Regions from separate parts of the Homo sapiens genome. Here region 1 is linked to region 2. A link is a loop called in an ENCODE intact Hi-C map of the cell type or tissue named here. Cell type or tissue: IMR-90. All regions are shown on one strand. Each heading gives the region's core, and the rest is flanking DNA. Links, peaks and the distances in the headings are about the cores only.

Region 1 (4,120 bases), core at 624-3,123, 390 kb after region 2:
AGATCTATAGATGAGAATTGAGAGATGACATGGTTTTAATATTTTTAAATCTTGAGACACGTGCATAAGGGAAATCAAAATTTCGTCTCAAAAATTATTTGTTCACATGTGTCATTGCCATCAACTCCAAGAAAAATACATTTCCTGGGAGAGTCCATTGAAAATTCTGACAAGTTATGAAAAATCTGCTCCCAGGAACAGTAATAGTACCCAAGCAGTACCTAAGTCCTTAAGCCAAGTTATTGATGCAGCTCATTTACCATCATTTCTTATCAATCAAAGAACTATCATTCAAATGGATAGGCACTGATTCTTGGTCCAAGAGGCATGCTCCCACCTCCGGGAGTCCATTCCACAGGATACTGGAAGATGTATGGAGACATTTTATAAATTTCAAAATGACTTGAGGTGCTCTTGACACATAGTGTCTAGGGACAAGGGATTTTACCAATACCTGGGATGGTCCCACGTGAAAAAGATTTTTGCTCTAAAATGGCAAAAGCATCCCTCTGAGAAACAGTGAAGGACTGGTTTGAGTATAAACTGCAGATCACTCCTGGTGGAAACCATAAAACACTGTTATAACATATACCTAATCCTTACCTCATGAAACACACACAGAGAATGTGAATTTACAGATGTCACCCACCTGAAAGTCAACTTTCCTTATCTCATTTGATTAGGCTGGGAAGACGCCGATGGATCTGGTGCTACACTGGCAGAATGGAACCAAAGCAATATTCGACAGCCTCAGAGAGAACTCCTACAAGACCTCTCGCATAGCTACATTCTGAGGCAAACGACAGACTCTTAATCAGTAAATGTTCACTGGCATTTTGAAGGCATGGCCCAAGAGAAGAGACACTAGCCATAAAATCTAGTTTCTATTTATCAACGTGTTGTGAAGATGTACCTAATGAAGTTTTGAGAAAGCACAGGGTTATAGGTGTTTAAATTTCCTTTAGTGAAACTCTTATTTATTTTTATGTATTCCTGTTTATTTATTTACTGCCACGCTACTGATATTCAGACCTTCATGATCATCCATCTGGTGAGCAGAGCTTCATTTGTATATAACACTTTCAGAGCCTTCCCACCCATAGGTAGTTCTTAAACCAGGTGAAAGAGCAAAGTTCAAGTGCCTACTTATGTGTCATTCGCTCATGTAAGAGTTTTTAAGAGAGGGCTGATTATCACAGCCCTCTTTTCTCCTGAATTTTTAATGCAGAAGTTTGAATGAAGCAAGGGAAGGCATGTAGGGACAGGAAAGGAAACAATGGAAGGAAAGTGATTCTGTGAAAAGGACAGTGAAGCCAGCTATTTTACCCCCAGGCTGGATTTTTTTTTTTTTTTTTTTTTTTTTTTTTTACCGAGTACACAGAGTACCCAAGTGAAGAGAACGTCATGAGTGTAAGTGCAAATCAGTGGAAGGAGCGGCAAACTGGGACATGCAGAATTGAATTTGCTCAAAAAAGATGAAAGGAAATGCAAACTGTAAATGTATAAATGTATATTGTATTGTATGTACATTTTATATTCATAATAAAGGCAATCAAACTCTAAACCTCTAAGTCCTTCTATAAGTGTGGTGGAAATGTCCTATGTGAAAAAAAAAGCTATATAGGAGGGTTTTTTTTTTCCATTGTTTTCCAAGTTTTGCAGATTAGAAATGTCCCGTACAACAGCACTCCCAGTATTTAATATGTATACAGATCACCTGGGGATCTGGTTAAAATGCAGATTTCTGATTCAGCTGGTCTCAGGTGGGGCCTGAGATTCTGCTTTTCTGACAAGCTCCCAGGTGACAGGCCACGAAATGCCACCACCACACTGAGCAGCTAGGCCGAGAGCCATAAAGACACAAAGGAATTCTAGCGAGCTTTCAGTCCCAGTGGTGTGTAGAAAGAGACCCCTGGTGGTCAGAATGATTTCTGCATGGTAAACCCGCATTTCTTACGAAGTTCCCATTAAGGCTTAACTAGTGACTTTTTTAAATTTAAATTTTAAGTTCTGGGGTACATGTGCAGGATGTGCAGCGGTGTTACATAAACGTGTGCCATGGTGGTTTGCTGCACCTATCAACCCATCACTTAGGTATTAAGCCCAGCATGCATTAGCTATTTTTCGTAATGCTCTCCTTCCTCCCACCCCACCCCCTATACAGGTCCCAGTGTATTTTGTTCCCCTCCCTGTGTCCATGTGTTCTCATTGTTCAGCTCCCACCTATAAGTGAGAACATGCGGTGTTTGGTTTTCCGCTCCTGTGTTAATTTGCTGAGAATAATGGCCTCTAGCTGCATCCATGCCCCTGCCAAGGACATGATCTCATTCTTTTTATGGCTGCGTTGTATTCCATGGTGTATATCTACCATATTTTCTTTATCCAGTCTATTATTGATGGGCATTTGGGTTGGTTCCATGTCTTTGCAATTGTGAATAGTGCTGCAATGAACATATGCATGCATGTATCTTTGTAGTAGAATGATTTATATTCCTTTGGGTACATACCCAATAATGGGATTGCTAGGTCAAATGGTATTTCTGGTTCTAGATCTTTGAGGAATCACCACACCATTTTCCACAATGGATGAACTAATTTACATTCCCACCAACAGTGTAAAAGTGTTCCTATTTTTCTGCAACCTTGCCAGCATCTGTTATTTCTTGACTTTTTAAGTAACTGCCATTCAGACTCCATCCATCTGACAAAGCTCTAACATCCAGAATCTACAAGGAACTTAAATTTACAAGAAAAAACAACCCCATCAAAAAAGTGGGCAAAGCACACGAACAGACACTTCTCAAAAGAAGATATTCATGTGGCCAACAAACATCTGGAAAAGAAAGCTCAATATCACTGATCATTAGAAAAATGCAAATTAACTGGAGATTTAACAATTCTTGTGGACAGGGACTGGCAATGTCAAAGACTTCCCAGGAGAGAACACACAGGTCCATGATTTTTGACCTCCAGACCACCATAATAAAACTAATATCACAATAAAGTGAGTCACAATTTTTTTTGGTTTTCTAGTGCATACAAAAGTTATGTTTACATTATCCTGTGGTTTAATAATTGTGCTATAGCACGATGTCTAAAAAACACTGTACCTACCTTAACTTAAAAATACTTTATTGCTAAAAAAAATGCTAATGATCATCTGAGCCTTCAGTGAGTCATAATCGTTTTAATGGCGGAGGGTCTTCCCTCCATGTGGATGGCTGCTGACTGATGAGGGTGGTAGTTGATGAAGATTGGGATGGCTGTGTCAATTTATTGAAAGAAGACAACAATAAGCTTACCACATCAATTAACTCTTTCATAAAAGATTTATCTGTAGCATCTGATGCTATTTGATAGCATGTTACTATCAATAGAACATCTTTCAAAATTGGAGTACATCCTCGCAAACCCTGTTACTGCTTTATTAACTAAGTTGATGTAATATTCAAAATCCTTTTTTTGTCATTTCAACAATGTTTACAGCATCTTCACTAGGAGTAGATTCCATCTCAAGAAACCACTTCCTTTGCTCATCCATAGGAAGCAACTTCTCAGCTGTTCAAGTTTTATGACAAGATTGCAACAATTCAGTCACATGTTCAGGCTCCACTTTTAGTTTTCTTGCTATTTCCACCACATCAACAGTTACTTACTCCACCGAAGTCTTGAACCCCTCCAAGTCATTCACACAGGTTGGAATTAACTTCTTTCAAATTCCAGTTAATGATATTTTTACCTCCTCCAATGACCCACGAATGTTCTTAATGGCATCTAGCATGGTGAATCCTTTCCAGAAGGTTTTGAATTTATTTTGCCCAGATCCATCAAAGGAATCGTTATCTACGGCATATAGCCTTATGAAATGTGTTTCTTAATAAGACTTGATTCAAAATGACTCCTTGATCCATGGGCTACAGAATGGATGTTGTGTAAGCAGGTATGAGAATAACATTCATCTCCTTGTACATCCTCATCAGATGCACGTCTCCATCAGTCTTGGGTGACCAGGTGCATTTTCAATTAGCAGTAATGTTGTGAAAGGAATATTTTTTTTTCCTGAACAGTAGGTTTCAATGATGGGCTTAAAATATTCAATAAACTATGATGTAAAAAGATG
Region 2 (4,120 bases), core at 645-3,144:
GAGGAGACAATCCTATAGATCTCCATCCACTCTAACAATTAGCCTATTGTTTCCATAGTAAAATGGAATTTTATAAACATTAATGTCATAGAACCCATGATTCAACATTCAACCATTTGCAAATATTTTCCATTCTTTGCAAAAGCAATATCATTGGCAAGGCTAGCACAGGCTAGGTGTGGTTGTGATTTTCTTTTTGGTTGCTGTGCCAGAGGGACCCTTGCTTTTCAGGATTCCCAAGGATTAGAGCTTCCATGTGTCGAAGGTAAGGACAGAGTAAACAGGATGCATAATTCTTAGGCAGCATGAATGGCTGCAAAAAGGCCTTGAGGTTTCATCAGCCAGCATTTCTGAAGCATCTCCTATGCAGCAAGCATTCTGTAAGGTGATGCCCTCAGCAGTAGGCTGGTACCTCAATAAATATTTATGCAATAAATATTTGCTGAATGGAATATGTGTGTGGCATTTAGTGACCTTTGGTTCATTCTTGCTGAAGAGCCCAGCAGCTTCTCACATGCAAATGATGCCACAGTCACCCAAGCCCCTGTCACCACTGCAAACACAGACAGCTGCACCTTGGAAGATGGGAACCTGAAACATTTTCATGGGCTTACTTAGTTGATGGAGGTGATGGTGAAGGTGGGAGTGGAAGCTGTGGAGGTGTGGCAATTGAGAACACTGGGTCTCAAACTGTAGCATGTATTCAAATCACCTGGAAGGCTTGTTAAAACAGATTCCTGGGCTCTGCCCTAGTAGGTCCTTGGCAGGCCTGAGAATTTGCATTTCTAACAAGTTCCCAGGTAATACTGATGCTGCCGGCTGACTTTGAGAACCACAGAGCTATCAGAGTGGCCCTTCTCAAGCCTGGCTACACATTAAAAATCACCTGGTAGCCCCCTCCCCACTACCCTAGCAGAGACCAACTAGATGAGAATCTCTGGGAATTGGTCTGAGGTTATGTCTCAGCTCTACAGGTGATTCCAATGTGCATCCAGAGGCCATAATCAGTGCCTTACATCAACCAAGACAAATGTAAACATGATAGGGCAGAGAGAAGGCCCTTGGAGAGAGCCTTAGACACATGAAGTATAAGCTAAAATTCTTCTATGTCAGTTAGTTTGATTAGTACTGACTGCCAAATAGCAAAAGAAGCCCCCACAGATCCATGGGGTGGGGGGAGGCTCAGTACTTTTAAGATTTGTGAAGGGGTCCCAAGAACAAAACAATTGAGAACTAGCATTATTAGCTCTATGGTGAACAATAGGACCCTCAGGAAGTGCCAGACCTGGGAGGGAACTTGGGTACCCTACAACCGGGCTCTCATTTTACAGATGAGAAAACTGAGGCTCGGCTCTCTAGCGGTTTGCCGGCAGGTCACCCAAGGGGCAATGACAGAGCCAGCCCTGGGCTCTGATGGCAGCTTCTGTGCTTCCTGATTCCCATCCCTGGGATTGAGACCGGGACAACGCTTTTCCATAGGTGTTCCTAGATTAGCAGAGGATGCTGGGAACAGCTTTCTGTGGCTCATTCTTGCATAGAAAGAAAACCCTCCTAAAGGTTTTGGAATCTCGCCCTTCATGTTCACTGTGCTCACACAAAGCTCTTCTTTTCAGAAGCAGTTCTTTTCTCAGAACACTTCAAATGTAACAAATATACATCCATCAGCGTGGAGCGGCAATCAGCTCACTCACTATTCATTCGAGTTGGTGACCCAGGGCCTCCGCGCCCTGGAAACGCTCCACGGGGACACCGCGCCGTGCCAGAGAAGCTGGCCTCCAAACAACCCGCTGTAAACAGCTTTGCAGAGATCTTCCTCTGGAGGGCACAGATCCCTGGGATTGCTAGGATGAGGTTTCTCATTCTTTCCGAAGTAAAGGGAACTGGCAAAGTTAAAGCAGGAATGAAAGAGCTTTGATCTTATGAGGCGGAGGTGCTTATCCCAGCTGGGGTTAACAAGGAGGACATTCAAGCACTGCGAGCGGTCCACTCCTCGTTCTTGCATGCCCCAGCCCTGAAGGAAGTGGGTTGCAGCTCTCGTTACCCATCCTCCAGGTGGATCCTCTTCCTTCTGCCCGCCCTCAAAAGGCAAAGAACCACTGCGGGCTGATGGCGCCCTCTGGAGGCCGTGATGGGAAACTGTGTGCCTCAATTTTGCAGCCACGGCTGCCTTCCCCTCCCCCACTTTCCAGGGGCTCCTGCCCAGGTCGGGCTTCCCAAGGTCTCTTCCTCAGTACATTACACATACTCCTTCTTATGTGTGAGCACATAGATAGCAAAGCACCCAGAGGCACGCATACCCTTCTTTAACCCCCCGGTTCATCTCAAGTCTTACCTGTCAGTTATCTCACGTTAAAAAAAAAAAAAAAAAACAATTCCACCTCCCTCTTTTCATTCCATTTGTGTTGCCCAGAGTTTAATCACATCTGACAAGACTCACAGGGGTGTTAGTGAAAGAACTCTACCAAGGGAAAGAAACACCACCTGCAATGAAGTAAAACTGAGTGCAGTCAACAGATGTAATCCTGTAGGGCCTGGTGGGGCTGCCAGGCTCCCAGGTAGAGGAAACCACCATCGCAGTTTGCAGAAGACTAGTGGAGCTCCCGGGTCATGAGATTATTAAGTGCTAAAACCGGGACACTCCCATTAAAACTGTGGCAGTGGGTCGCCCTACTTCAAGGACTTGGTGGTCCAGAGGTTTCGCCTTCCTGGGAGATTTCTCCTTGATTCATTCGGGAGAAATGAAAGAACTGAGTGGGGAAGGAAAAATGAAAGTAAGTATTAAATAGCTCTTATAAATTACAGGAATTTGGGGAGCACCCATGCTTACGCAGACACGTAGGCAGATGTATAGAGTACACCGATTTGGATTTAATGTAGGATGACTATTGATTCCGTTTTTGAAGCATTCATACTAACAATGTCCCTTAAATAAAAGCAATCTCACATTTTTGTCAAAGAAACATTAATAATTTCCACTTATGCATGTTTGCGTAATTTCTTATTACTCTAGTTAAAAAGCTTATGCATCTCATAAAAGCTAAAAAGTAATAGCTGCTTTTAAATTTTATTTTTTATTTTTATGAGTACATAGTCGGAGTGTGTATTTATGGGGTATATGAGATGTTTTGATACAGGCATACAATGCATTATAATCACATCAGGGTAAATGGAGTATCTATCACCTCAAGCATTTATCATTTCTTTGTGTCACAAACATTCCAATTATACTTTTAGTTATTTTTAAATGTACAATAAATTACTGTTGACTGTAGTCACCCTGTTGTGCTATCACATTCTTATTTATTCTATCTAACTATATTTTTGTACCCATTAACCATCCCCAATGTCTTCCACTTCCTACTGCCCCTCCCAGCCCATGGTAATCATCATTGTGTTCTCTATCTCCATGAATTCAATTGTTTTAATTTTTAGTTCCCACAAATGAGTGAGAATATGTAAAATTTGTCTTCTGTGAATGGCTACTTTTTATTGAGCACTTGACTACTGAGAACCGCACTGTCTTTTTATCATACACAAATGATGGATGAGGAAACTGAGCCTTAGAGAGGCAGGTGACTTGCCCAAAGTAAATGGCAGAGAAATATTTGCATTCAGGTCCCTGACCACAAAGCCTGTGCTCTAAACCACACATATTAGATTTGTTTTGTATATGGTCTCTTACCTCATAAAAATAACACATTGCTTAACATTTTATAAGCGTCTCCCTCCACTGTCATCCCAATAGTCTTTCAGCCTACAATTAATCCTCCTCCAGTTTGTTTCCTGTGGCTTAGAATTTTGTTCCCTGGTAAAGGGCAAGTATCCCCTGTAAATTTCCCAGTTGACCAGGAGAGATCAGACTTGAGCTGCAGTCACACCTTGAGCTGATTTTTTTTTTTTTTTTTTTTTTATGGGGGAACATTGGCGAGAAGCCACAAGCCCTAGCTGGCAGTCATGGGACAGGGAATTGACTTCCTGAGAAAGAAACCCAAGGGACTTATACAGCATTTGGAGTACACCATAGATTTTGCCCTTTCTGAGATCACTTTTTATCTCTTTATGTTTGTTGCTTCCTGATACGGGGAACAAATTTGATGATATGGAACAGAATGAAGCTAAA

Evidence for each region. Hi-C counts contacts between places; a loop is a spot of excess contacts. Peaks named below come from ENCODE experiments on the same cell type or tissue, not always from the same donor. Only the 100,000 strongest peaks of a DNase experiment are listed, where the experiment ranks them.
Region 1: it touches region 2 in a loop (6-fold over the local background); 8 of 110 quality-filtered maps call a loop at or near these places.

The regions. Positions count from the first base shown.
Region 1 is chr10:90,909,540-90,913,659 of GRCh38, reverse strand. ANKRD1 (ankyrin repeat domain 1) reads left to right here. Exons shown (of 9, transcript NM_014391.3): 9 at 684-1,564. The coding sequence ends at 794. Among named protein-coding and RNA genes, the nearest start is that of ANKRD1, 9.5 kb to the left of the region's middle. In IMR-90, for the core only: a CTCF peak has its summit at 1,909 (motif pointing left); a DNase peak (open chromatin) is centred at 1,899.
Region 2 is chr10:91,296,426-91,300,545 of GRCh38, reverse strand. No RefSeq gene overlaps it. Among named protein-coding and RNA genes, the nearest start is that of PCGF5, 78 kb to the right of the region's middle. In IMR-90, for the core only: a CTCF peak has its summit at 2,126 (motif pointing left); a DNase peak (open chromatin) is centred at 2,055; H3K4me3 peaks cover 446 bases; H3K27ac peaks cover 414 bases.